Regions from separate parts of the Homo sapiens genome. Here region 2 is linked to region 1. A link is a loop called in an ENCODE intact Hi-C map of the cell type or tissue named here. Cell type or tissue: heart right ventricle. All regions are shown on one strand. Links, peaks and the distances in the headings refer to the core of each region. The heading gives the core; the rest is flanking DNA. Region 1 overlaps MN1 (MN1 proto-oncogene, transcriptional regulator). Region 2 has its middle 74 kb from the start of CPMER.

Evidence for each region. A loop is a pair of places that touch in the nucleus more often than their neighbours do. Peaks named below come from ENCODE experiments on the same cell type or tissue, not always from the same donor. Only the 100,000 strongest peaks of a DNase experiment are listed, where the experiment ranks them.
Region 2: it touches region 1 in a loop (4-fold over the local background); 26 of 110 quality-filtered maps call a loop at or near these places.

Annotation. Positions count from the first base shown.
Region 1 is chr22:27,783,913-27,798,778 of GRCh38, reverse strand. MN1 (MN1 proto-oncogene, transcriptional regulator) reads left to right here. Exons shown (of 2, transcript NM_002430.3): 1 at 1-2,016. Among named protein-coding and RNA genes, the nearest start is that of MN1, 10 kb to the left of the region's middle. RefSeq lists enhancers at 1-49, 6,909-7,885, 12,855-13,382. In heart right ventricle, for the core only: a CTCF peak has its summit at 4,282; no DNase peak of the experiment used is centred there; H3K4me3 peaks cover 7,388 bases; H3K27ac peaks cover 5,167 bases; H3K27me3 peaks cover 1,479 bases.
Region 2 is chr22:27,633,716-27,648,581 of GRCh38, reverse strand. No RefSeq gene overlaps it. Among named protein-coding and RNA genes, the nearest start is that of CPMER, 74 kb to the left of the region's middle. RefSeq lists enhancers at 5,661-6,594, 8,847-9,650, 9,651-10,455, 10,668-11,168, 14,089-14,682. In heart right ventricle, for the core only: no CTCF peak of the experiment used is centred there; DNase peaks (open chromatin) are centred at 8,882 and 11,281; H3K27ac peaks cover 1,406 bases.

The sequences.
Region 1 (14,866 bases), core at 1-8,000:
TGGTGCATGGCGGCCCGGTGGGCGGCTTGGCCCAGCCGAACTTTGAGCGCGAAGGCGGCAGCACGGGCGCCGGGCGTCTGGGCACCTTCGAGCAGCAGGCGCCGCACTTGGCGCAAGAGAGCGCGTGGTTCTCAGGTCCGCATCCGCCGCCCGGAGACCTGCTGCCCCGTAGGATGGGCGGCTCGGGTCTGCCCGCTGACTGTGGCCCGCACGACCCCAGCCTGGCGCCCCCTCCTCCGCCTGGTGGCTCGGGGGTGCTGTTCCGGGGCCCTCTGCAGGAGCCGATGAGGATGCCCGGAGAGGGCCACGTGCCCGCGCTGCCTTCACCGGGCCTGCAGTTCGGGGGCAGTCTGGGAGGCCTGGGTCAGCTGCAGTCGCCCGGGGCGGGCGTGGGGCTCCCCAGCGCTGCTTCGGAGCGCCGGCCCCCGCCGCCGGACTTTGCTACGTCTGCGCTCGGGGGCCAGCCGGGCTTTCCGTTTGGTGCAGCCGGCCGGCAGTCCACGCCGCACAGCGGTCCAGGCGTGAACTCGCCCCCCAGCGCGGGAGGGGGCGGTGGCAGCTCTGGTGGCGGCGGTGGCGGGGGTGCCTACCCGCCGCAGCCTGATTTCCAGCCCAGCCAGCGCACCTCGGCCAGTAAATTGGGCGCGCTCTCGCTGGGCTCCTTCAACAAGCCCAGCTCCAAGGACAACCTGTTCGGCCAGAGCTGCCTGGCTGCGCTCTCCACCGCTTGCCAGAACATGATCGCCAGCCTCGGGGCCCCCAACCTCAACGTGACCTTCAACAAGAAGAACCCGCCAGAGGGCAAGAGGAAACTGAGCCAGAACGAGACCGACGGCGCGGCAGTGGCCGGCAACCCGGGCTCGGATTACTTCCCAGGAGGGACTGCTCCTGGGGCCCCAGGACCCGGAGGCCCGTCCGGGACCAGTAGCAGCGGCTCCAAAGCCTCGGGGCCGCCCAACCCTCCAGCCCAGGGGGACGGCACCAGCCTCTCCCCCAACTACACCCTGGAATCCACGTCGGGGAATGACGGCAAGCCGGTCTCCGGGGGCGGCGGCCGGGGACGGGGTCGCAGAAAAAGGGACAGTGGTCACGTGAGCCCTGGCACCTTCTTTGACAAGTACTCGGCGGCTCCGGACAGCGGGGGCGCACCTGGGGTGAGCCCAGGGCAGCAGCAAGCGTCAGGCGCAGCCGTCGGGGGAAGCTCCGCAGGCGAGACGCGCGGGGCACCGACGCCCCACGAAAAGGCGCTCACGTCGCCATCCTGGGGGAAGGGGGCTGAGTTGCTCCTGGGGGATCAGCCGGACCTCATTGGGTCCCTGGACGGCGGGGCCAAGTCGGACAGTAGTTCGCCAAACGTGGGTGAGTTCGCCTCGGACGAGGTGAGCACGAGCTACGCCAATGAGGACGAGGTGTCGTCCAGCTCTGACAACCCCCAGGCACTAGTTAAAGCGAGCAGGAGTCCCCTGGTGACCGGCTCGCCCAAACTCCCTCCCCGTGGGGTAGGCGCCGGGGAACACGGACCGAAGGCGCCCCCGCCCGCCCTCGGCCTGGGCATCATGTCTAACTCTACCTCGACCCCTGACAGCTACGGCGGCGGTGGGGGCCCGGGCCATCCGGGCACTCCGGGCCTGGAGCAGGTCCGCACCCCGACGAGCAGCAGCGGCGCCCCGCCACCCGACGAGATCCACCCCCTGGAGATCCTTCAGGCGCAGATCCAGCTACAGAGGCAGCAGTTCAGCATCTCCGAGGACCAGCCTCTGGGGCTGAAGGGTGGCAAGAAGGGTGAGTGCGCCGTCGGGGCCTCAGGGGCGCAGAATGGCGACAGCGAGCTGGGCAGCTGCTGCTCCGAGGCGGTCAAGAGCGCCATGAGCACCATTGACCTGGACTCGCTGATGGCAGAGCACAGCGCTGCCTGGTACATGCCCGCTGACAAGGCCCTGGTGGACAGCGCGGACGACGACAAGACGTTGGCGCCCTGGGAGAAGGCCAAACCCCAGAACCCCAACAGCAAAGAAGGTATATGCACACTCGTTTTCCTCTCACTTCCCGGGTGACCCGCCCCATCCCCAGGGCAGGACTTAGCCTTCGCCTTTTGGGGTCCTTTGAGGTTTGGAGGGCACAAACCCTCCTAATCCCCAACTAGGAGCTGGTTATCCCACCTTTGCTTACACCAAGGGCTGTGAGGACAGACCCCCCCACACACACTGCCCCCAAGCCCCCCACATGTTACCAGGTAGATTCTAGTGCCACAGGGTGGCAAAAACTTAGATGGCAGCCCTTTGGGAATCTTGTAGAGTACCCCGCCCAGCCGCCCCCACACCCCCAGTTTTAGCTGAATTGCCCCTTCCCTTTCACACTAAGACCCCTCCCCACCCTCAACATTGAGGCTGGCTCCACTTTTTAGCAGCTGTGTGCCGCCTTCCCTGGCAGGACACCTGGGAAGTTGTGTTAACGCCTCCCACCTTTTCCTAGTTAGTCAGCCTCTAGCGCTAGTTCTTTTAGGTGCCAGCATTTTTAGGAAAAAAAAGTTACCAGCCCTGGTGTCGGCAGCATCACTCAGAGGCAACGCCTAATTTGACATTTGTTCCTAATGAATAGCTATTTTGTCTCTTCTTAACTATCAGAGTTTCATTGAAAAACGGGAGACCTGTGGGGGTTGCAGGAGGCAGGGAACCTTTTCAGGGCGCATCCCCTTGACATTTGGTGGGGTTGGGGAGGGGGAGTGCTGGGGTGGGGTCGGCTTGGACATCATTTGTGTATGGGGATATGGATATATACTCTTAAGACACAAAGGATCCGTGTTTGTCAATATCTCGCTTGGCTTTGGTGACAGATGTCCTGTCCCAGCTTTCGTTTGCATTCTAAGCACCCCCTCCCCACCAGGCCTGGAGGCCTTTAAGGTGGGAGGGGTGGGGTTAGTAAATGGGCTGCCATTCCAGTTAAAGTAATAACAGTTCTTTTTAACCTAAGGATGACTGGGTTGCCGTAGATATTTATTTTATCTGAATGGAGGTTTAAAATGTCTGTATATAAAGTGCGTGTGTGTGTGTGTGTGTATATATATAGGTGTATATATAGGTATGTGTGTCTATATATGTATCTATATATATCTAATGGCTTCTTAAAATCAGGTAACATCATTTCTTTCTTTCTATGTCTTTCTTTTAAACTATAGTTGAATTCCCTTGGTTTCCCTAGACAGACTATCACCATGGAACCAGTGGCTGGCATTTTAACCTTGTTTTTGAAAATGTGTCCCCCCCCAGTGCAATTCTTGCCCTCTTTTACAGTTCTTTCCTCCTCTGCCTTCGTTTCCCTCATCCTCCCCACATCCTGCCATGTCTTGACCCTGGATTTAAGGTGAGGGTAGGTTTTAGGAGAATGGCATGGGGGCTGGGGGAGGCAAGAGGAGAGGAAGCGAGAGTGGGCTGGGAGTTGGGTGGTTCAGAACTTGGGGCTTTCAAGGCGCGCATCCCGGGTAGCTTTCCCGCTTAGGTTTTCTAATTCATGAATGCGGCCTCTCTGCTTTTTCTCTTTGTTCCGCGGTTACTGCCCAGCCCAGGACGCCCGGGACGCACTCTCTCATTTGAAGCCGGGTGTTTAGCATGCACAGCAGACGCTGCGGCCAGCATCAGCATTCTCCAGGCTTCTCCCAGGCAAGGCCATAAATTGGTTAGTTTGGGACCCTCAGCTTCTTCTCCCTTTTTTCCCCCCCTTTTTAAAATCGAGTTGGACACAGCCTCCTGCTTGCTCCCCCCACCCCTTTATTTTCTTGTACACGACATCTCGATCTGGCCCGATCGATAGCTGGTTAGCACAAATCTCAGCCCCTGTCACTTCTACCTGGCCTGGCCTGGCCTAGCCGCCCCTCCCCCTTCCCCTTCTCATCCTCCCCTCCCACTCCTAGTAATTAAGAACATATTGGCCAAAATGAGGTGAGAAAAGTTAAAAAAAAAAAAAACAACAACCCTGATTTAAAGAATCCATTTAAGAAAAACAGTAGCACTTCATCTTCAAGTCTTTTAAAGGGCCTTCATAGACTAGGTGGACAGGTATAGGGTCATTTTAATGAGATTTTTAGAAGTTGTCTCTCCCCATCCCCTTTCCAGTCCTTCCTTTAGAGATGAAGATGCAGGCTGTGAATGAAGAAATGTCACCAAAGAAATGTTTTGTTTGTGTCATCATCACAGTCAGATGAATGAAAATATTTTTTAGAAACAGATGCTAGTCACTTTAGGGTTGATTTCTCCTGTAAGCTAAAGGAAGCCCTCCCCTGCATGCGGGGCGACAGGGACTTCCATCAGGGACCAGCAGGGCTGGCTGTCTTATAAGCACCAGCAGGGACACCCACTTGACCTCCTTTGTTTTCTACTCTGTGGTGTGGGAAGGACAGTTTCCTCGATAAAGCAGCGAATTGAGGTCACTCGAAGCTTCTGTAGCCTTGGGGTTGCTAGTTAAGGCTTTATAAGGTATCTGCATCTGAATCCTGCTCCCTTACTGGTAGTAAATAAGGATGATTAAACTTTTCATTATGATAACACCCTGTAGTTCCATCTGCACACGTTGTATAAATAGGTACACAGAGCTTTCTACAGGCCCCTGAGTCCCCTCACTGAAAATCAGAGTGAAGTGTGCCACTTCGAAATAGAGACAGAAAAAAAAATCATAGCAAAATGTTCTGCTTTTCCTTTAAAAACATGCTCATGGTCCCATTAGCCTTGAGCAGTGGTGTCCAATGGCTTTGAATGGACCTTCTCTAGGTACCAGCCCCAGCATTTTTTTTTCTACTCCCCTTGCAGGCAAAGCCCATTTTTGTAATGATATTTTATTTTGTCACGCCGTAAAACATGCCAGTACTAATGTGATTAAATATTAACACCGTTTCTGAAATTCTTCGCTCCAATGACAAAATACTAGTCGGTATTTAACAAAATGATCCGTGCTCGGATTGGAGGGAACGAATAAGTCTTCAGAACTGTACAAGGCGTGCAGCCACTGGGACGTGCCCAGATTGTCTTATGGGCTTGAGATGTCCTTTGGAGGGGAGGGAACTTGACTGGCAAGTTGTCGTTCTCGCAAAGTCTAGGCCAACATCACATGGGATGATGATTTTTTTAAACCAGGAAATCTAGCTAGTCTCTCCAAATCATGCTTCTCTTGACTTCTTAATCAACCCACCCAACAACTTTTATATAATGCAACTTTACCTCTGAGCATGAGGCTCTATTTGTACAAAGTTGTGGTGGGGGAAGGGTGAGATTGTGGAAAGGAAAAAAACAAAAAACAAAAAACAAAACCCAGCCTGAGTTTGGGCCTATTCAAACATCAATTAAATTGGTGAGAATTATATGGATTTAAAAAGAGTTTGCAAAATCATCCGCCTATCTTTGTAACACACTATAGAAATGATCCCTGAAAGTATAGTCTTCATCCACCTATCTTTGTAATAGGTGTGTGGCTACGGAAGAATTTCAACACAGAGAGGAGAGATAATGATAGATTATAGATAATGCATATTAAGTTGGAAAAAGTACGTTTTCTCCCCTCCTGCCCCTTACAATTTTCAAAAGTTGAATTAACCGTATTCTGTAATACGTTTATCTTTGCCAAACCTCCTTTCCCCTGGTAGCTCTATCTTGAAACCCAGGGCAGTCTTGAAGTACTCTTTCACATACATTGAAATGGGAGCAGTCTCGGTACACACTCTGCAAGCAATCCTGCCCTTTTTGGAAGTATGATATTTTTACAGTGATGCCAGAGAAATTTTTGGAATTTCATGCTTCTCTCAGTGTTGCAGTCAGAACACAGTAACAGCACTGAGCAATCCTAGGCAGGCAAGATTTGAACATGGAATTTCTTTAGACATAGGGCAGACTTGGGGCGGGGGGGCAGGTAGGTCCTAGCCTCAGAGCAAAGCACTGTTTTCCTGAGAGAATTTTTAAGGCTCATTTGAACTTGTTTGGGGGAAGGCAAAGAGCTTTGCAATCCTGTTTCCCTGTGAAATTACCCAGCACGAGTTGTATGCCTTCATGTGACTTTTGCGCCTCCGGAAGATGTAACCCAAAACTTCGCAGGTGTTAATAAGGGATAATGTAAACAGATAGGGCCCCCTTTGTGCAGCTGACGTTTGGGCCTCCCTGCTCCCTGGATATCCCAGGACATCAAACTACTGTTCTTTGGTGCTTGTTTAATATTTCATGGCTGTAATAAACCTGTCTACTTTGCCCGCCTCCTGACATAAAACCCCAACCTAACACACATCTGCAATCATACATTTCTACTAAATATTAATAAAGGACAAGGATGTTTTAAGGGGCTGAAAGCTGGCAGTGTTGAACTTGTCATGGTTTTCTACCACTGGGTTTTCTGGCTGTTTTGATTTTAAATAGCCATTGCTTTCTAATATGCAAAATATATTTATATATTCATATATATATATATATATATATATATATATATATGCAATTTTTATAGATTGAAGGGCTTTCCTCAAGTATAGCTTTCTTTAATATAAATTCATTTAGATTTCTTGTGAGGCCCCTTCAGACCGGAAATAAGGAACTATTGAAATGTACTTCTAGTTTATTGAGGTTTCTAGGAAAGGAGTGAGAGTTAGTTAATCTAATTTCTCTTTCTAGCAAGGAAATTCTATGATTCCTGATATGATTTTGTTTGCCTGACAGAGGTATTTAAATTTCCACAAAGAATCTTAATAGGTTTTGAAAATGCGGCTACTCTTGCCAAGAAGTTACTTGATACCCTGTGCTGATATAAAATATACATTTTTAATAAATAGTCCGGCAGGACCAGGTGAAATTAGAGGAGGAAAATTCTTCCCACTGTGGAAGGGCCAACTTGAGTGGGTCACTGGGATTTCACAGGATCTCCTAAACTCACTTTATGCTGGAAAATGTAGCAGAATCACTTGTGACCCGTTTCTCTCCACCTGAATGACAATGACGTCGGATTGTGTTCTTTGCCCAGGGAGTGATCAGCTTTGCCGAAAGCATTTAGGAGAGATAAACACTCTTGGTAAGGAATACTGTATTTACCTCTGTTTGGTTATTTTTAGAGATTAAAAGGCTGTAGCTTTATATAATAGGATCAAATGTCTGGGGAGTGTGTGGGAGCAAGCAGGCCTCCCAAGCACACCGCAACATAAAAACACCAAATCCTCTCATGCCAGAGCGGTCCTCTGTTTGTCGGAGGGGGTGGGGGGCTGCAACCAGTGGTTTCACCTTCTGTCCTTTTCTCACTACCCGCTGCTTGTTCCACCCAGTTCTCTGGTCTGGAGGGGCCAGGATCGCCCAACCTCATCATTTTGACTCAAGTCAGGATTTTGACTTGCCGACGATGTGTTTGTTTTAGGATGGTGTCTATATTTAGGCGCGTCTTGGGTGGACAGATTTGAGTGTGGGATTTGATCGCTCTTGGTGGAGATGTTGATGTATACATGAGTGCGTGATTGAGAAGAGGGACATTTGGAGGAAATTTTTCAAGCCTCCTCGCCTTCTCACACACACTGGAGCCAAATGAAGTGGTCTGGGGGCCAGCTCGAAAGAGCACAGCTGAGGTGGGTGGAAGCTCTGGGTCTGTATCTCAGGGGAGCAAAGCAGGGCCCCATGCAGTTCAGTGTGTGAAGAAGCCCCCCTCTCTCCCCCTCGCCCCATCCCAGCATCCGCATATATACATATGCATGGCCGAGTGTATTTCCATCCAATCTGGAGTCACTCCTCCAGTTTACCCTTAATCTGCTTTCTGAAGGCGAGCGGGGAAAGGAGCTCACCCTTCAGTCTCAATGGCCTTAGCTGACAGGTTCTGATTCTGTAAAGGACTGAATGAGCGTGAGTCCTAAAAATAGAGGGAGGATTTTGAAGATCCTAATTACGAAATCTCAGCCTCCCGGGCCTCCTGGGCTGTGGGTGACTTTGATCTGGAGTATTTCAGTAGCAGACGCACGTCGCCCCTCGCTGGGTTTTGTGCGTGAGCGTACGTGGAGGTGTCTCTCTGGCTGAGTTCAGCTAACACCAGTTTCCTGCCAGGAGAGGAATCTTTGAATCAGTGCCCCCTCCCCTTCTTTACTCCCCCCCCACCTACCCCCACCAGTTGTGGGAAGCGGACGCTGCTTCTCATTTATGGAAATTCCTAGCCTTTATTGTAATCTTTTTGTACCAACGACGTGGCGGAGACGACACTGGGCTTTCAAATTAGTCATGGTCCTGCCTGCAGGGACCCTCTGTGTCCTGATGCAGAACAGCTCAGCCACAGTCCCCAGCTCAGAGCCACCCAGGGCCCCGAGAAACTGTGAACAGGCCTCAAAAGGAGAGATGGTTCTGGGATCCTGGCACATTGTGCCCGATGGGTCACCCCGCACGAAGGTGGCCCTGGTCATTTCCTGCCATCTTCCGATGACAGGACAGCATGCAGCCTCACCTGGGTGATCAGCCGCTTTGCAGAGCGTGGGTGAGATGATACCCTGCCAAGTGTGCGCTTCAGGGGGCAAAACCTCCAAACTTATTTTGTGACCAGGATTGAGAAGCAGAGTTAAGTTTCATTTACTTGTGTGGGGAGGGACTTTTGAAAGGCATCATGTTCTCGGGATGTAATTATTATAGGATGCTGAGACCCGCTTTGTGTGCCGGCCTTCATTTTAATCAGCAGCCTCCGAGGTTTGAGCAGCCAGTGAAGTATCTGCTCCCAACCCGGTGTTTGCCCAAAAGGGCACAGAGGGGAGAAATGGCCACGGGTTTCTCCCAGTCTTGAAATCCAAGGGGTTGAAACTGGGTTCCCGATAGCTTCCAGTTTGGGCCTGACAAGACCATATTGGACTGGCACCCTAGGTACCTCCTGAGTCAGGACTTGTCCTAGCCACAGCATCCCAAATTGTCATTCTCTCTAGGCTGAGAAAGCTGGTGGGATTTCATAATCACCACTTCCTTGAGAAGCCGGAGCAGAGAGAACTTTATAGTGATTGCATGCGTATCTTTTCACGATTTACGCATCATCGTAGGGACCCAAATGCCCTTTAAACATAAGGCAACTGAATCTAGCAGTTTGGAGGTCTTAGAGCATTTGTAATAACATGCTGGCTCTCTGTGAATGTCCCAGAAGGAACATCTTCCATGGAATGGACTTGTCCAAAAAGGGAGAAAAAATTCCCCAATAAACATCCCCATATAAACTCACATTGTTGAGGGAAATCACGTTTTCGTGTTCTCATCTTGAAAGCTCTGAGTCCAGCGAACTCACCTTGCCCTACTTCCCCTGGAGTTTATAGGATCAACTATGTGCCCAGAAGCTTCCATCTTATTCCCATCTTTGATCTCTCTGTGGAAAATCTTGGACTCCCCCAAAATGTTTGCTCCTAGGATTTTGCTCCTTCTGTCTATCTCGGTTTCTTGGGCTACAGTTTGACTTACCTATGCTGGTATTTGGTTTGGGAGATGCAAGGTGTGTTGGGAAATAGTTTAGGGAAACAGGGAGACCCCTTGGCGGAGGCGTATTTGGGACCCATTGCTATAGAAGATCTTTGGAAAGTTGGGGACTTCAAAGATACCCACAAGAGAACCAGGTCTTGTTTTTATCCTGCATGTCTCAAAAACAATCTGCATAGTTACTCAGAAGTATATGGCCATGGTCATGTCTTTGGAGGAAACGTGGACTAACTTTGGTGCTGAGGCACCCTTGCAGCTTTGTTTTTCCTGCTCGCTCTTCGAGCAGCCTGACTCATGAGAACTAAGTGGCCCGTTGATGCATTCAATTGTGAGGATTTAAAAGTAGTTTTTTTCTTCTCAGTGCTGAGAAGAATTTAAAGAGTTTTGGGCATGATGGTTTTGTTTGATCTCAACACTTGGGACAAAAATTTCCCTGGAGTGACACCGTCTGGGGGGGTCTTTCTGATGCCACTCGTTTTGCGTGGTATGACTAGGAGAAATCTCTCTGCGTCAAAGTTGAGGGCCCCAGTGTGCCTGGTCTGGTTTTCTTGGTCCTATTTGGGAACTCCTGGAACGTGAGATGACAGTTAATAAGTGAACCCCTCCACGCATGCGCACATGCGTACACACGTGCGTGCACACACACACGCGTGCACACACACACACATAACTTCTTGCTCATCCAGTCATTCAGGGAAGGATGAGATGTCAAAAAAAAAAAAAAAGATATGACCCTTTTCAGTTACTGTGAAGCAGTGTTTTCAGACGCCCTTGGATCTTGGAACACAAGCATTGTTGAGTGATTGGCAGCGACCACCAGGAGTAAAATACTTCTGAGGGACCATCTTATGATCAGAGAAGGGGTGGGGAAGTCGGCAGAAAACCTAGCCTGCTTTGAAATCCCCAAAGCTCAGTCTTCCAGAGAAAGCAGGGGTTGGTTGAGAATTTGCTGAGAAGTTAGTGGGTTCTTCCTGGTCCCTGTGTGCTGTTTGAAAGCGTCCTTGCAAGTTTTAGGGCCCCGATCCTGATGTGGACACTGTAGGTCCTCATTTCCAAATAAATCAGAAGGCAGAGAGAGAAGCACCTCCAGTGAGGAAGACTAGATGGAAATTGGGGTGCGGCGTATTTTCTCAGGATAGGGGCATGGCAGAGGGACGGATGGGGCAGGGAGAAATGCGTCAACATGAGTTGAAGTGTCGTTTACTGACTCTTGGGGTTCGCGAGTGGAAAATAATTTATAAATGTGGAATTCATTTATAACAACATCACCTGGGCTAGGCTGAGGGTGTATGAATTACTTGGCGGCTGGTGTCGGCCGTCACAAAGGACAGAAGGTTCTTGCCCAAGCTTTCCCTGTGGGGCTCGGGGCTCCCACATCGCTGCACATGCATGGGGGAGGTAGATCCGGAGGACCCAGCCTGAGACTGGATGACCGCATTGTGGGTCTGTTAGCAGTCAGGACCCGTTTCTGTTGAGTTAGTGGCCGAGGCAGGCTCAAGGGGATGAAGACCCAGATGGGCCCTGGGTAGGTCAGGACCCAGACGTGCCTGTGGCCAATTCCTGCAGAGGAGCTGGTCCCTTGAGGCCCAGATCCTTCCATAAAAGAGGGATGATGGGGGTGGGAAAAGGGAGTGACCTTTCCCCTGGTGATCCTGTAAGGTGGCCACTAAGGCTTCCCTCCTAGCAAGACCCTCAGGGATGATCTTGGCTTTCACAGACCTTGTAGGCAGGTCCCAATGCCTTGAAATGCAAGTGTGCCCCATGATGCCCTCCCACACAATATATATATTTTTCCTTTCTCTGAATGGTAGGCAAAAAGGGGACCAAAGTAAGTGACAAATCCAGCAAGAGGAAGATTTCCCTGACTTGAGATAAGCCAAGTGTGGAAAGGAGCTGGAGAAATTAAGAGTCTCTTCTTTCCTCCCTTCCAGGAGACCCCAGGTCCAGCCTTCAGAAGCCCTTAATGCTTTTGCAGTGAGACCTAATTGACTAAAAACAAATTGGCCATTTTCATCCCCTGCAATGTAACTTTTGGCGATTGTTTAGTATTTGAAGGAAGGGAGGCTGCAGATCAAAATTTGGCTTTTTAGAACAGGAGCAATTTCACGATCCTTATGCCATGACTATTTCTAAATTGTCTGGGCAGAAAGCTTTGAATGCCTTTTGCCGGGCTTTGCTTGCGTGCACACACGCACGTGCACGTGCACACATACCACACAGGCCTGAGAAGTCTTAATAAGAAATGAATAAATAATTTTCTCCCCCAAGAAGAAGCTCATGCAAAGTTTTGGCCTCGTTCAGTTTGAAGTAGACGCGTATTGATCTCCATGCGGTCAATTTTTGCCGAATTTGTAATCCTGTTAGGCCTCCGGGAAAGGCATGATTAATTTACTTGTACATTTCACTATTTTGGGTCAGTTTAGTTAATAAGCATTTATTTTGTGCTCAGCGCCTGTGAAGCATTTTGCTGGGATTAGAAGTGTGTGTGTGTGTGTGTGTGTGCGCACGGGCATTAATGGGCCCGGATTGCCTGGCATAGAATAATGGCCACCAGTAGTCTAGGTTCCCACCACCTCCTCAGGACAGGAAGAGGAGGCGAGTGGCGCCTTTCACCATCACTCGTCCAGGAGGAGGGAGAAAAAGCCCAGTCGTTGAGCAAACCCAGCCTCCCAGAACCTTGGAGACGGCCAAAGAACACGGGCTTCCTTCTGGTGCCTTGGTTCTCCGACCCTGAGAGTTTCCCAGCATTAATTCTTAATTGACTGGGAGTTGAGCACTCGTGTGGGCCAGAGGTCTCTGCACATGGGTGGACAGTTGGGAATCTTCAACCTCTTTGCAGTACCTTTTATGCTGCTTCCTTGACACATGGTGGTGGTGGTGGTAGGAGGATGTGTGTGTGTGTGTGTGTGTGTGTTTAACTTTTAAGAAATGCATCGTTTGACTTCCAAAGAAGGAAGAAAAAGTATGCATAAGTCTCGGAAGCTGAGAAAAGGAATAACAAAGCAAAACAGCCCTCAGCTTTGGCCTTTCCTAACACTGAGTCTGTAAAGGGGAGCATGTGTCATTTTGATGGTGCGAGCACTTCAGCCTGGCTTCTTTGGGGGGCCCCCCTCTTCCTCTCTGGGCTCCCCACAGCCTTCCTGTCTCTCTGCCTTCAGAAGATGGGCTAAAATTCCACTCAAAAAACAACCATCAAAATGCCAGGGTTCGGCCATAACAGTTTTTGAGAAATGGTGTTTTCGGCACCCCCCACCATTTGCTTAATTCCTCGCTCATCTCGTCGGTTCCCACCAAGGCCTTGCCTTTGCAGAGTGAGGGCCAGACGGAGTCTTTGCGGCGCTGAGCCAGCCTGAAATGAACTGAAGGCGCTGAGGAAACAGGCATTTGGAGAGATGAGGATACAATTTCTTTTTTTATGTGGGCCCGTTAAAGTCTAATGGACATTGGTGTCTGGCCTTAAATTTGGAGAGGGTCTTTATCTAACCCTTAAAACTGGAGTCGTTTCCGGTAATTACGACACCCCAGGCAAGACCACTAAATCTTCCAGAGGCTTGTCTGGATGGCCGTGGTGGGGCTGGGAGGGGCCATGGGGGGGGGGCACACCTGTTACCTGTATCAGCTATAATTATGACATTTCTAGACTCCTGGTTTTAAAGGAAGAATTTATGGGCTAGGTAAAGCCGGAAGAGAGCAGCCAGAGGCGTTCTGGCTTATGGCAGCGAAGTTGCAAGAGCCCCCACGCTCGGTGCCCATCACGGCCCCTGCATTTCCTTAATGAACTAATTTAGTTCCCCAACATTTGGTATTAAGTAAGTAGTTATTTTGGGAATCGAAGAGAGAAAGAGCTGGAAGACTTTAAAAAAACTTTTTGGAAAAAAGAAAAAGTATTGCATTTTTAAGTTTGAGACGTCTTGGCGTCCAGGCGTAAGATGTGGGGGAGGACTCCTTTGGTGCGACGTGGCCGGACGTGGAGAAGCGGCCGGCCCCATCCCTGCCTGTGTTTTTGCTTCTCGACAGAGGGGGTTTTTCCGTTGTTAGGAACGGCGGAGGCCACAACACCCAGACTCCGAGCAGTTTGTTTGGAAGTATTGTTTAGATTATTCTCGCTTTTCAAATTGAGACAAACTTGGTTTAATGGGAAAATAGCAGTATTACTATCTTGGTGTGTTTGCTTTAGCGTTTAAAAATAGTTTGTTTTCATATCCCAAATTTCATCCTTTCCTTGTTTGCTTGTTTGATGGAAACCCGTGTGTGTGTGTGTGTGTGTGTGTGTGTGTGTGTGTGTGTGGCGGATGCCAGCACGCACATCTATATAGATGCCGGCGATCAAATAGTTGCAATCGTCCAACCAAAAAACGATTGCAATTTTACATCTGGCTAAAGGGACTCATACCATTTGTTTTTAACTTAAACCATCTTGTCCCTTCCTTCGGCATCAGCACACCACTCCCCAACTCCCCCCGACCCACAACCCAGCAGTATTTATTTCTTCCTTAAAAAAAGGAATGCCGGCCTGTTCGCTAAGGTCCCTGTTGGAATAGATTTTCAGAGGTTATGTATTAAATGTGTTTGAGGGCGATTTCAGCCCTCAGCCTGGTTGTCCCAGTACTAATGGTAGCAGGGCCTATTACAGACAGGCAAAGAATATTGTAAATGGCTTATGCAGAAAAACCATTTAGATAAAAATGCAATTTTCCCCTCTGCATAGAGTGCTAAGAATTAATAGCACATTCTTTCTAAATGGGTATTTTTATATTATATTTTCCCCCTAATGAAATTCTTTCCCCAAACAAGAGCATGTTTCATTTTAAACTTTAGAGTAAAATTGATCTGTTTTTAAGCCTGCAAAAACTGGTGTCCTAGTTCTCAGCAGGCCCCTACCTTCCCTCCTCTGCGTCTGAGATTTTTGACATTAGATTGTGTAGCGGATGGTAATGGCGGTTGTGTTTTTTGACAGTCCATCCACATTGAGGCTGAAATAGAGAGAAAGGCTGGGTTTGCCCACATTTTGGGTGGATATGGGGGTGTTTGGCGGTTTCAACAAACAGAGAAACTGGTCCTGAAATCTGAGCCGTGTGCACTCAGGCCTGGCCTGGCCTGGGAGGAGGCTCAGTTCCCTGCTCCCTGGGAGTGCCTGTGATCCCCTAGGTGCATCCCCTGCTCCTGGCTTCTGTATGACTGCAGGGGAGATCCAGGGTCCCCAGTCCTGCTCCCCTTTATACGACTTCTGGGAAAGGGGCTGCTTCCAGCTCCCGAGTACCCTCTGAGGGGCAGTTCTCAGGGGCCGGCTCTCTGCCAAGGCCTCTGTGGCCATTTTGGGAGGAATGGAAATTCAGAACTTCTTAGAAGGCTGACTTCAGGCAGACCAGCAGGAGCCTGCGGCGGCATCATCGTGGAAAGTCTTTGAGAGCTTGTTGCACTGGCCGCCATGG
Region 2 (14,866 bases), core at 6,867-14,866, 160 kb after region 1:
TCAGTCACATCACACCACTCTGTGGAAGGAGGAGAGGAGCTGCTGCCCAGGTGACCCACAACCCAAGGGAGGAGGTGGGCATTGGACAGCCTGTCCCATTGCCCTGTGAAGGACAGGGGAGATACTCATGAGGGACCAGCGTGCGCATGTAAATGTAGGCACGTCTCTCTTTTTCTCTGGAGATCTCCCTGCCTCTCTTTCTTTACTTCTTTCCCCCTTGTTCCCATCTCTCTCCCCTTCCCTTTCATTCCCTTCTCTTCAATTCACTTCTATTTCTCTCCCCAACTCTCACTCTTTGTCTTTTTTTCCTCTCTCTTTTCTCTTATCTCACTGCTTCCTCCTCCTTCTCTTCCTTTTCTCCTCCTTCTCCTCTGTCTTTCCTTCCTTTTGCTCTTCCCCCTCCTCCTTCTTCTCCTTCTTGTTTGCTCAGCACTAGATGGAGGATCTGATTCTGCAGTCTTGGTTGGTCCTGGCTTCCCAGAAAATAACATCATTACACCACATTCTTAGAATCTTAGAGTGCCCCTATATGGCATCTGAGCTGCAGAGGGCCTCTGAAACAGAGAAGAATGGAATCAGAGGACCACAGTGTCAGGAATTATGAGAGCTAAGCTCTCTAGAACTTTAAAATTAAGGCTTATTGAATCTTGGAAAACAATAGAATGTCTGGAGAATAGGAGTTCAGAATCACTGACTTCCTTGGAGCTGGCTCTGCAAGTTTTCAATATGCCGTTCCTAGATTGCCACCACCTTCATTTAACAACTCTTTACTGTTGTAAAGCACCTGCTATGTGCTAGGCACTGTTTTGGGCTACTTGGGATAAACCCATGAACTAAGCAGGCAAAAATTCCCGCTTTCTGGACTTTGCCCCAGGGACGAGGCAGGGCCTGGGACTAACACATAGTGAACTGATAAGACAGGTGGGAGGTGAGTGCTATGGATTTTTTGGCATAACCATGTACTGCCTGTGTTCTTTACTTCATATTTTTCTTTAAGTAGACTCACTTTAAAACACACAAATATATTTTTAAAAGGAAGCTATATATTGCTGAAAATAATGAGAAACCAATATCGGTGTCCGCCAGCAGAAAGTGTCTTCAAAAATGAGTACAATGGGCCAGACACGGTGGCTCATGCCTATAATCCCAGCACTTTGGGAGGCCGAAGCAGGTGGATCACTTGAGGTCAGGAGTTCAAGACCAGCCTGGTGACACGGTGAAACCTCATCTCTACTAAAAATACAAAAATTAGTTGGGCGTGGTGACGGGCATCTGTAATACCAGCTATTTGGGAGGCTGAGGCAGGGGAATCGTTTGAACCTGGGAGGCAGAGGTTTCATTGAGTCAAGATCATGCCACTGCACACCAGCCTGGGTGACAGAGACTCCATCCCAAAAGAAAAAAAAAAAAAGAGGACAGTGGGTGCAAGCCTGTAGTCCCAGCTACCCTGGGAGGATTGCTTGGGCCCAGGAGTTCGAGGCCAGCCCAGGTAACATAGCAAGACCCCATCTCTAACTAAAAAACCAACCAAAAAAGGGCTGCAGTCAGTGGCTCATGCCTGTAATCCCAGCACCTTGGGAGGCTGAGGCTGGTGGATCACTGGAGGCCAGAAGTTCGAGACCAGCCTGGCCAACATGGCAAAACCCCATCTCTACTAAAAATACAAAAATCAGCTGGGCGTGGTGGCGCATGCCTGTAATCCCAGCTTCTTGGGAGGCTGAGGCAGGATAATTACTTGAACCCGGGAGGTGGAGGTTGCAATGAGCTGAGATCACGCCATTGTGCTCCAGCCTGGGCGACAGAGTGAGACTCCATCTCAAACAAAAACAAAAACAAAAACAAACTAACTAAAATAAATAAATAAATACAAATAATCGAACAAAAAACCCCAAAAAAAGAAGCACAGTGGAAATAAAATCCTGTAATGAGAAACCTGGCTTGATGCTGTTCCTTGTCTCTTTGGGAGCATGAGGACTGCATGCCCCCACTCTTTGTTGTGAAGGAGAATTGGCAAGTGTCGGAGCCACCACAAGCAGACAGGCTATAAAGAAGGTGAAAAAGAAAAAGAAATGATTTAAATATCCTCCCTGTACCACTGAAATCCTCGGGCCTGGCCTCAGCCTGCCGCTCCAGGGCCCCAGCAGGGAGGACCTGGGTGATGTTAGGGCAAATCACCTTACCTCTTTGAGCATCAGTTTCCCCATCTGGAAATAAGGGGATGATGAAGGCACCTTTCTCCTGGCACTCTTGTAGGGATTGATTAAAGTAAGTGCTTCAGGTGAACTGAAAGATTTGCAATTCCTTCTAGGCCTATAGGGACGGTCATTCCAGGCTGCTAGGGGGAGGGTCCCTAGGCCCAGCGTAGCACCTCCCTGGCCATCTACACCCTCACACCTTCTTCTCCACCTCCTTCTCCACCTACTTCACCTGGCCCTGGTGGGAGCTGGAAGGGTTGCCTCATCTAGGCTGAGCCCTCTGGAGTAATTTACGGGCCTGCAGTCCCATCCTCCCTAGTTTCTCCCAGCTGGGAGGCTCTCATCTGCCTGCCAACCCCCAACACCTCTGTGTTTCATGCCCATTGAGATTTAGGGTTCCACCATTTTCCTGAAGGCAAATCGGGCCGAGGGGAATTTTAATGCAGCTTTATCAGCTACATCATGCTCACTTTACTTGGCAGGGAAATTGCCGGTGGGGGGTTGGACAAATGCTTGGAACAGGCGATAAACTCCCAACATCTGTATTCCCTGCAAGAAGGGGCTGTGGGCCCTGAAGACCCTAGGGAGGCCTTGAGTTCAGATGGCTTGAAACTCCCTATCATCCACATCTAAACCTTCCAAAGGATCCAGAACTTCTCCAGGTAGGAAACTCATTCATTCATTCAGTCATTCATATGTGTAACTCATTCATTCATTCATTCGTGTGTTCCTTCAACGAGTATTTAACCAGTGCCTGCCCTAGGCCAAGCCCTGGGGGTCTAGTTATGAAAAGAACGTGAATCCTGCCCTCTTGGACCTCACATTCCTATGGGCAACAGGATTCCCTTGTCTCAGGAAGCCCAGGAGGCTGTGAGAGCCCGAAGAAGCAGCTGGCCCCACCCGGGAAGTCCCAGAAGGCTTCCTGGTGTTGGTGGTGATGATGGTGGTTGTGGGGCATATAAGTGAGCAACTGAAGGACAAAAAGGAGCATCTAAGTCCAGGAAGGCTTCCTGGTGGTGGTGGTGATGGTGGTGGTAGAGAATATAAGCTGAGTGACTGAAGGACAAGAAAGAACACCCAAGGCTTTGGACGATGGTAAGAACTGTGTTCTAAGGTGGTGGGGAGTCATTAAGGAAGTGGAATGGAAGTCAGCTGTGAGGAGGGAGGGGTCAGAGTGGACACAGGGAGGTAAGCGAGGAGGCCGCTGCCCTGTCCAGGAGACAAGAGAGGACTGGGGATGGAGCGAAGTGGACACACCTGGAAAATTTATGGGGTGGTATCCGTGGGACCTGGACCAGGGCAGAGGGTTTGTGGCTTGGTGGGTGTCAGTAGGGTGGGGGTCCTGGACCTCAGACCATCAGGGGACGGTAAAGAACATTTGTGCTGGGCGCGCTCTCGCTGCATTTGTTTTTCTTTGGCTACCCTGACTCAGAGTTGAAAAATCTCTTGTATATCAGCTAGGCGGCCTTGGCGTGCCCTGGGGTGGACCCCAGCTCCTGTCTTCTTTCCCAGTGAGATGGGAATGAGGGTTACCCTTGCAGCAAAAGCCCCACCCTCCCACTCCAGGCAGGGGGCTGGGGGCATGGGAGTCCACGACCTGGGGTGGGGCAGCGGAGCCCTTGGGGGCAGAGGTGAGGGAGGGGTGACCTTTCTACTATCTCTCAGTCCAGCCCTCTGGTTTGATCTGGGGCCCTCTGTGTGTTCTTTTGTATAAGGAAGACCTTGAGTTTCTCTCTGCAATGCTCACTCCCTCCTTCCCGCCCTACTTCCGTCCATCCACTCAGTCCTTATTTACGGAGGGCTCACTATGTTACAGGCACAGTTTTAGGCACTGGGGATACAGCACAGGATGAATCAGGCAAAAATCCCAGCCCTGACCTCATGGAGCTTACACCAGAGCAGAAGGATGACGAAGGATAAACAGAGTAGGCTAAAATATATAATATGCCAGAATAACAATAAAAATAAGGCAGAGGCAGCAAAAGAGAGCAGTGGGGTAGTCAGTGCCCTACTGAACTGAGATCCTGAATTACTTCATACCATTTCCACGCCTGGCCTGTACTTTACGGATACACTACCTACGCGTGTATCCATAAAAGGTATACTGTGCGGCTTGGCAGGTTTTAAAACTTTCTATAAATGCAAGCATCCCATATGCATATTCTGTGATTGCTTTTTTGGCTCGACATCCTATTTTGAGACTGATCCTTGTTGATACGTGACGCTCCAGTTGACACACTGTCACTGCGATAGACTATTCCGCAGTATGAATATGTCACTACTCATTGAGTCATCTTTCCGGTGATGGACACTTAGGTTGTTTCCAATTTTTTTTTCTCTTACCACCCAAGCTGTAGGAACTTTCTTATACCAGTCGACACCCCTGGACTCCAGTGTTTTCTAAAAGAAAAGCACCTGGCGACAGAAAGCCAATACTATCTGTCAAATTGCCCAACATGGTCTACAATGACGACGATGATGATGTTGAAAAAAAAATAGCTCCGGGGACTGAGGGCTTCTTTCATGTAGGATCATTCCAGTCACATTAGCCCACCACCTCCTTTCCATCCTCATATGATAAAAGGTAGACTCCAGGATTGTTCTCACGTAGCAGACACAGGCCCGGAGAACAGGGAGGTTAAGCAGGTTCCCTAAGGCCACTCGACTAGGAAGGGACAGCTGGAATGCCAACCTGGACACTCTGAGCGTCGCCACTGCACTGCCTGGTCCCTCTCTCTCCATAGCTCTGCTCCATCAGAGTGTTCTCATTATATCCCTTAAACACCCTCAGCATGGTCCTGCCTCTAAGCATTCACACCAGCTGTTCCCTCTGTCCAGAATGCTTTTCCAGTCTCATCTCCAAGGCTGCCTCTCAGACCCTTCCTGGATCCTTTCCTCCTTTCTTTTCTCTCTTGTTTTTTTTTTTTGAGTTAGGGTCTTGCTCTGTCTCTCAGTGTAGTGGTATGATCATAGCTCAATACAGCTTCAACCTTCCTGGGCTCAAGCGATCCTTCCATTTCAGCATCCTGAATAGCTGGGACTGCAGGCATGCACCACCATGCTCAGCTAATTTTTTGATTTTTTTGTAGAGACCAGGTTTCACCATGTTGCCCAGGCTGGTCTTCAACTCCTAGGCTCAAGTGATCCACCAGCCTCAGCCCCACAAAGTGCTGGGATTACAGGCGTCAGCCACTGTGTCCCACCTCTGGGCAGTTTCTTGATCTCATTTATGGCTATAACCTAGCCTAGCATGGCACAGACTATTGTAGATGCTCAGTAAGTGATACTTTGACAGAGTGCTTGCACCATGCCAGGCTCTGGGCTGAGTGCTTTGCAGATATAAGCTCATTTCACCTTCACAATTATCCCTTGAAGTGGGAAGATGGTTTTCATTATACACCAAGGAGGAAGAGGAGGAAGAGGATCAGGGGCTCTCAGAGGCATTAAGTAACTTGCCCAGTGCACGCAACAAGGGAAAGCAGAGGCCAGATTTGGAACCAGGTCTGCCCTGCTCCATCTCGCCACTGCCTCTCCATGTCTTCCTGGGGACTTGAGCATCACAGAACTCACATATCAGAGTTTGGTGATGACGCCTTCACTTCACAAGAGGGGAAAGTGAGGCCCAGAGAAGGACCAGGACTTGCCCAGGATCACCCAGCGAGTTGGTAGCAGATAAGGTCAAGCTCTTGTAAACTCCTGGACTTCCCAGGCCACTGTGACCCTGGCCACGCTGGCTTGGTATCCATGGCCCATCAGAATGAGGGTGACATGTGCTGCATCTCTCTCTCCACATTGGGGGCCGCTGGCCAGGGATGTGGCTGAGAAGGTAAAGCGAGAAGCCTGGATCAGAGATGTGTCTGTCACTGTGACGGGACGCTCAAGGCAGATCCATTATTCAGGTCATCAGGCTGGAGCCACCAGGCAGGCGAGGGAGGCCTGCTGCAGCCGGACGGTCAGCTGGCAGGGCCGAGGGGGGGCTGCAGGTCCCCGGGAGCTGTCACTGCTGACTGATGGATGGGGACAGCTTCCAGTCGCCGGCCATCCCCGCCACGAGCCCCGTGGCCATCTCTGCGGCCGCCCACGCTGGCCTCCCGCCCGGCGCCTTGCTTTGAACGTCCACAAGGCCTTTTGTTCTCGCAGCAGGAGCTGGGCAGGCAGCGTTGAGGGGCCCCTTTCAGAGGAAGGAGCCGCCTGCTGGGGCCTCCCCCTGCCCTCGACCCCTGCTGTGTTCCTCTAATTACCTGTGGGCAGGAGGGGCTGGCTGAGGGGTCCAGCTGAGCCCTGAGGAATCTGCTGGGGGAGGGGGTGGTGACGGTGGTGTGGCCATAGAGGCCTCAAATTCCAACCCAAAGAGATCGTCCCGATCACAAATTGGAAACTGAGTCCCGGAGAGGGCAACTGCCTTGCTTGAGGTCACACAGCGAGTTAGAAGTAGGGCTTGGTCTGGACCCAGGGGTGTTTTGACTCCCCAAGGTAAGAGGTGGGAAGAGAACTGGTGCTTAATAATTTTGAACACCTACTTGACACCTGCCATCTTATTGAATCAGGTCCTTCACTTCCCAGCTCCGGGTCCTCAGGCAGGTCAATTTCCTCTCTCAGCCCCGGTTTCTTCATCTATGCAACACACTTATTTACCAAGGACCTTTTCTATTCAAGACCATGACGAGACATAAATTAGACATGGTCTCTAGCCTCAAGGAGCCCACCAATAGAGGGAGTCTGTAGATGACTTGGCACCCGTGGTAAGTGCTGGGGTGCATGGGTGGAGATGGCTGTGGGGCCTCACAGGGGACAGGAGGGGCCCACGGAGGGCACAGTGTCTGCTGATTTTATCCAGGGAGGTGGCTTTGAAGAGCTGCAGATGATCTCCTGGCTGTGAGGAGCCACTGGAGGAGCTGAGGCAGAGGCAGGGGGTAGCCAGGAGTCTACTGGAAAGGTCCAGGCAAGAGGTGATGAGGGCTAGGTCAAGCGGCAGTCCCTGAACCTTCACACAGTCTGGACTTTGAACCAGTGGGCCTCAGACTCTTGGTGTAGCTGCTTTTTGGTGGTTCCTTAAAAAGCTAAACATAGATTTGCCGTATGACCCAGCAATACCACTCCTGGGAATATGCCCAAAGGAATTGTAAACAGATACTTGAACAGATACTTGTACACCCGTGCTTGTAGCAGCATTATTCATAGTAGGCAAGCTGTGGAAACAGCCTAGGTGTCTATCTACGGATAAATGGATAAACAAAATGTGGCATATCCATACAATGGAATCTTGTTCAGCCATATAAAGGAATGAAGTTCTGATACATGCTACAACATGAATGTACCTTGAAAACATTATGCTAAGTGAAAGAAGCCAGACACAGAAGGACAAATATTGCGTGATTCCACTCATGTGAAATATCTACAATAGGCAAATTCACAGAGACAGAAAGTGGTTAATAGGGGGCAGGGGGAGGGGGAAATAGGAGAGTTACTGCTTAATAGGTACAGAGTTTCTTTTTGGGGTGATCAAAAAGTTTTAGAAATAGACAGTTGTGGCTGGGCATGGTGGCTCATGCCTGTAATCCCAGTACTTTGGGAGGCAGAGGTGGGTGGATCACATGAGCCCAGGAGTTCGAGACCAGCCTGGGCAACATGGCAAAACCCTGTCTCTAAAAAAAATACAAAAATTATCTGGGCATGGTGGTGTGTGCCTGTAATCCCAGCTGCTTGGGAAGCTGAGGTGGGAATATCCCTGAGAGTGGGAGGCAGAGGTTGCAGTGAGCTGAGATCACGCCACTGCACTCCAGCCTGGGTGAGAGAGCGAGACCCTGTGTCAAAAAAAAAAAAAAAAAAAAAAGAGAGAGAGATGGGGTGATGGTTGTGTGACATTATGAATGTACTTAATGCCACTGAATTGTTCATTGTATAACTCATTGACATTGATTTAATACATTGCATTGAAATGGGTGAGTTGTATGCTATGAGTTTAGCTATCTCAATGAAGCTAAATTCAAAAACCAGGGCCGGGCGTTGTGACTCAAGCCTGTAGTCCCAGCACTTTGGGAGGCCAAAGCAGGAGAATCGCTTGAGCTCATGAGTTCGAGACCAGCCTGGGCAACATGGCGAAACCCCATCTCTACAAAAAATACAAAAATTAGCCAGGTGTGATGGCACACACCTGTAGTCCCAGCTACTTGGGAGGCTGAGGCAGGAGGGTTGCTTGAACCTGGGAGGTGGAGGTTGCAGTGAGCCCAGTGAGCCTGGGCGATAGAGCCCGACCTTGTCTCAAAAGAAAACAAAAACAAAAACAAAACAAAACAAAAAACCAAATGAGTGGAGTTCGTGGGTTGGAGTCCTGAGGCCCTCAGTAAAATGGGAAGAAGGGAAAGTCATCTTAGGGGAGATGAAGGCCACGGTGTGTCTGATTTTGCAAATCATGACTGGCTGCCCATGTCCCTTTGCTGTGGACATTTTCCGTTTTGGGAGATTCGAGCCCCACTCCTAGGCTGACTTGCTGTGTGCCCTTTGCTGAGTTGCACAACCTCTCTGAGTCTCAGTTGTCTCATCTATGTATCAATCTATTTGCTTCAGGCTAACCATTTGCTGGGCACAGGGTCAGACATTTGCTCTGAATCTTTCTTTCAGTCCTCACCCTATTTGAAAGGAGAACACAAGGGCCCAGGGAGGGTGGGAGCCTTGCCAGGAGCTCCTAGAGAGTGTGGCTGAGACAACCTGAGAGCTTGGCCTGGGGCTGGCCCAGGGTTTGCCTCAGTCCTCATCTCCCACTGGCCCTGAGAACTCCTTACCCAGCCCCGCTCCCCTCCCCTTTGCATCCGTTTGGAGTTGGTCACGGATTTTGTTCCTTCTGCAAATGATCTCCATGTGTCACGGATTGGGTTTCCCCTCGTCTGGCCCTGTCCCTCTTGGGACCCCAGGCCCCCCACGGGCTGATGCAGCTGGACGGGGCCTCCCCAGCAGCTCCGTGGCTCATTCTGACCCTGAGATGGGGCCCAGGCAGGATGGGGCCTGGGCATCTGGTTTAACCATCAGAGCAGGGGCTTGTTTCGGTTTTAATGACGCATGGAGACCTCGGGAGAGGGAGAGGGAGCCGACTGGCAAACGGGGTGCAGAGAGGCAGCAGGGCCGATGGGACAGCGGAACTGAACAAACAAATACCGGAGCGTTAATGGGGGACTCTGCGGCCGAGAAGTCGCACTCACACTCATGCACGTGTGTAAGCACACACACGCACACATGCTGATGGAAAAGCCACCTTGCACACACCTACTTGCAGACGTTCCCGCCTCCTTCGCTCTAGCCGTCTAAATGTCATGCTGGTCTCCGCACATTCTCAGTGCCGTCCAGCCCCTCGGCCTTTGCCTAGGCCGGCTCCCCCACCTGGAATGCCATCCCTGCAAATGCCAGTCCTGCGGTTTGCGATGCCCGTGCTTCAGGGAACCCTTCCCTCATCCCACCTCCCCACCACCAGAGGCGGGGCCCCTCCTCCTCAGGCCTGTGGGTGGGGGAGAAGCCGCAGACAAGCTTCTGCTCAGCTGCATGGGTGCCCTGTGATCTTGGGCAAGTCCCTTCCCCACCCCAGAGCCTGAGTTCCCAGTGCTCCATCTGGAAAAGGCAACTCCACACCTCCTGCCTTCCTGGGTTCTCGCAACCGCCTTACTGTGATTGTCCCCATTTTGAGGCTGAGAAAAGAGAGGTTCAGAGAGGTTTAGTAAGTAGTCCAAGGTCACCCAGCTGGTTAGTAGGAGACTGGCTGAAACCCCAGTACCTATGCCTTCCCCTACTTCTGTTGCTGAGAACGGTCAGATCAGCCCAGGAGTCAGACAGACCTGTGCCGACTGCCCCTTGGGCAGAGTCAACTGGGCCCTCATTGTTTCTCGGCTCCCCCTTCATTGTTATTCTGACAGGGGCATGTGATTCACAAGAGCTCATTTGCTCCCAGCCCAGCCAGGGGTCCCTGAGCATCTGCCAACCCCTCTCTGGGCCTCAGCCTCCTCATCTGCAGGTGGAGAAGCGTATTCCTGCTCTCTTGACCCTACCTGCCATGCTAGGTGGTACTTGGGGTGGGAATAGATGCTTCCAGTTCTCAGCAGAGGAAACTGAGGCTCAGGAAGGCCAGGGCGGGGCTGGGATTCAAACCCATGCTTTGGACTTCGTGCCTGGCTTTGTCCATTGACCCCAGACTGCCTTCTGCCTCTAACTGGCAGGTGCAAACCAAGCCTGGGGGGTGCCATCCACCTTGTTAACCCCTTTACTAATCCGGGCTTTGGAGGGTTTATCAGAATAAGCATGAGGGCTGGGAGGGTTTGGGAAGGTGGTCTGGGGAGGGAAAGACTCACTGGGGACTTGGGGCTCCGTGGATCTTTCTGCCCAACTCCCAAGTTCATTTCATCTGTCAAATGGGCATACTATTACTGCCTGCTTTGTAGGTGTTGGTGAGGATGAAGAGGAGTTAGTGGTAAAATATGCCCAGTGCTGAGAATGGTGCCTGGCCTATCCACGCTTCATGTAAGCATTGGCTGGTTACCAGCATCGAGTGTTAGCATTATTTATTAATCATTGGCTTGGAATGACATCTGTTAGGCACCGGGGCTGTCTTTTTAGCAAAGACCTAGTTCACTGTTACAAGGACTTGGGGTTGACTCAGGGTATGGCAATGGCCTTGGCCTCTCCAAGCCTCAGTTTCTGCATCTGTGAAATGGAGATGATACCCCCAGCCTCCCTCACCCATCTTTTGCAAACATAGTCTCTAGCTGTTCCAAGCTGCCAGATGCCAGATCTGCTCAGAGGCCCACACAGGTCTCTCAGCTCATCTCTGACAGCGAGTCTCCACCCCAGGGCTCAGGGAGGCCCAGGAGGCCAGCTTCTCCAGGGTGGGTGGTGGGTACTATTAGACTTCAGTGCCTGGTTTCTCTAACTGCGGGGCTGGCTATGGCCAGGCTGATCCTCCATCTAGACTGAAAATACCCGTGCAAATCCCTCCTGTAAAATCCTCGGCCCCCTCCTGTGGGGCCTCCTGGGGACATGCCAGAGGCTAAAATAAGACCTGAAGTCAGCAGAGGCCTGTCCCCGGCTGCCACCTGATTCTACCAGTCCCTCAGGGACTTGGTGCTCCTGGCACAGACGGATTCTGAAATGACCGTCAGCAGGCAAGTGCCAGGCTGAGCCATCTCCAGTCCCTGAGGAGTTTTAGGATGCAGATTCCCTGGACTGACTCCATGAGGTAGAGTCAGTGGCTCGCAGTCGGGCCCAGGGAAACTGTGTTTTATAAAACTCTCAGGAGGTTGTGCTGACAGCTAGTGTTGGATGTCCATGTTCCACCGCCATTGATACTGACTTCTGTTTGCTTATTCATGCCTTTGTCTCCTTTTCAGTGGTGCTGGGAGCCTCTAAGGGCAGGGCTGGGTTTTCTGTCTGTCTGAGCAAATGCTGGGTGAAATGATGAATGAATGAATGAATGAATGAATGAATGAATGGACAAATGAATGAGTGGATAAGCAGCTCCCTGGAGAATTTTGGACCTTCCCTGCCACTGATGGGGGTGAGAGCTTTGGGGCTGATATTCCCCTGGATACCTGAGCTCAGTTTAGAGGTAGGAGGAGGCATTTTTTTCAGATTGCTTGGAGCCCTCTCCTCCAGGGAGCCGTCCCTGATGCCTTCCCCATCTGCTGTGCCCCACATCCCCTACTTTCCCACCCATCTCATGCCCTTCCCTTGTTTGTTTCCCTCTGCCCAGGACCCACCTTATGCCTGACTCAGGATGCTGTCAGTAACTGTTGAATGACCATGCAGATGAATGAATGAAGTATCTGTAAGACCAAATCTCTCCTTGGCTTTGCCTTCCAATAAAGGGAAGTCTTGGAAGAAGATGCCCCTCTCTTGCCACACTCTGCCTCCCCAACCGTTGTCTTTACTCCAGTCCTGCCACATTTTTCAAGTTCTCTCCATTTTCTCCAGCCACCAAGCCTTTGCACCTGCTGTTCCTTGTGCCTGAAACTCCCTCTGCCTTTGCTAATTCCTTCTTCTCCACATCTTTGCTTCAATGTTTTGGCTGTGAGTTGCCCTGATTGCTCCCCCAAAGCCCCATGTTCTCGCCAAAGCTGCCACCTTCCTTCCTACTTAAAGTGTGAGCTCTTTGATGCAGAGGCTGTATCGACTTCATTTCTGCTTCTCCAGCACCCAAGCCGGGAATGTTTGTTGAATTAATGCATAACCTTGTTAAAAAGCCTCAGCTGTGCTTTCTAAAAATATTGGTTCTAAATCCCAGCATGGCTGGGGGACCCAGGCTGAGGATCCCAGAGACGGGTGAGGCGTGGAGGGTACAGATGTGTCTCTAGGACAGGGCCTTTGACAGGTCCTGCCAGGCCTGGAAATGCTGTTCCATCGCCCAGGACCAGAGACCACTTTTCCACTGAGCAGTGGCTCTCTGGCCTGAGGCTGCACTGACATTCCCATCGCCAAGCTGTCCATCTCTCCCAGAGTTCACAGTGGAACTGAACTGGCTGGAAGTCAGGTAGTGAGGGGTGGAGAAGCAGAGGATGAGCCTGCTGTATGAAGCTCCAAAGGGAGGCTGAAGAGAGAGAGTTCTGGGCTGGGCCCCCACCTGCCCTTGAAACCTGGAGGAGCAGCACCCAGGAAAAGCTCTTGGTAACTTCTCAGGCCCATGTGAATGTCAGGGTTTATGATTATCATCAGGTGACAAGTTCTCATGGTCTGATCCATCTTTCTGAGTGATGGTGATGATGGTAGTATCTCCATTGATTGACAGCTCATGATTGCCTGGTCTAGGGCTGAATGCCGGGGAGGTGGAGAAAAATAATAACACACCGACCACACAGATTGAGTATCTTGAATGTGCTGGGCACTCTTTTGATTGCACTTTCTATATGACCTCATTTAAACCTCTTGAGAACCCAGTTTACCAATGAGGCAACTGAGACCAAGAGAGGCTAAGAGAGTCTCTTAAGGTCACAGAGCTGGGAACAGACAGAGGCAGGATTTGTCTCAGGGCCTCTGTGCCTCTGACCACGATAATATGTGGTGTCTGGGTTGGTCATAGCCCCTGCATTGAGGGGGCCAGGCACTCCCACACTAAACTCTCAAGCTCCTGCAGCTCTTTCGTTCCAACAGGTGCACGCATGCCTTCGTGTCTTCTCTCACACTTATTCAATCAACAAACATTTGTTGAGTACCTACTATGAGCCAGGACTGTTCTCGGCATTGGGCTATGGAAAAAAGTACCCCATGCAGAGGAGATGACTTTTGAGCTTAAGTTATACTCTGGTACGTGCCCGAAGGCAAAGACCAGGTAAATGCACTCACCGTATGTGTGTGTGTGTGTGTGTGTGTGTGTACTCGTGCAAAATCAGGGAAGCCTTCCTGGAGGAAGAGAAGTTGAAATCGGGACCTGAAGGAGGAATGGGAGAGAGAGGGAGCTGGTGAGGGTGCAGCGGCAGGGGGACAGGAGAAGCTCGCATGGGCCGGATGATTGGGTTCGTCCCACCCCCAGGCCTTTGCTTGGTGTGTTCCTCTGCCTGTGACACTTTTCCCTCTTCTTGATATCACTCCTGCTTCCTTTCCAAGTCTCAGGTGAGACATTGCCTCCTCCAGGAAGCCTTCCTGATGGTCCCTCGGCTGGGTCAGTGGCCTCCTCTAGGTCCCTACAACTCCCTGTGCCACCTGAATTGCTTACTAGGCTGTGAGTTCCCACAGGGCATGGCCGGGTCTGGCTCCCGTCAGTGCAAAGGGGGTGCCCAGTGAGTAACTGAATAAATGAGGGAGTGAGTGAAACTGCTCCCCACTCTGCTGTGCTGAGGGTGAAGCCTGCAGAGCCTGGTGCCTGCCCAAGGGATCCACAGACACAGCTCCCTTCTGCCCCCAAATGGCCCCACCCAGGGAATTCCCTCAGACCCAGCTGATGATCCCATGTGGACCCACATAGGACCGGGCAGGGGAATTGATCCCATCTTTCAGGGCCAGGCTTCATCCAGTGTGCCAACTGCTTTTGATCTGATCTTCTCTTTGGCTGTTTAAAACTTCTGCCAGGATACACACATATGTTCCCACAAAGACACACCCAGACACGGACACACGCACAGGTACACGCACCCGCAGACGTGGACGCACGCACGGGCACACGCACCCGCAGACGTGGACGCACGCACAGGCACATACACAGGTACACACACCCCCACACAGACATGGACACACACGAACACATATTCAGACAAATACACATGACACACACCCAGAGACACATATGTGGACATGCACACAGACATACATGGATGCATATACATGGAAACACACAGACATGCACAGACACACATGAGCACACATAGAATACATACACACACACACAAATACACACATTTATGAGCTCTCGAGCAGGAGGGCCACCATTACGTCTTCCCCAAGGTTGTTGTGAGGATTAAATGAGCCAAAGCGGTGAAAGTCCAGCTTCATGCAGGCTCCGAGTAGGTGTTCAAGGCCATCATGAGTGTGGGACCCCTGCAGTCATGCAGGACCTTGAGCACAGAAGGGTCCACGCTTGGTTTAATGCCCTCCTGTCACCATGTTGAAATCCTTAATATTTGAACAAGAGGCCCTGCATTTTTATTGTGTGAGTCCTGTGAGTTCGGAGTTGGCGTTGTGTGTGTTCCTAGTTTAACTGGCAG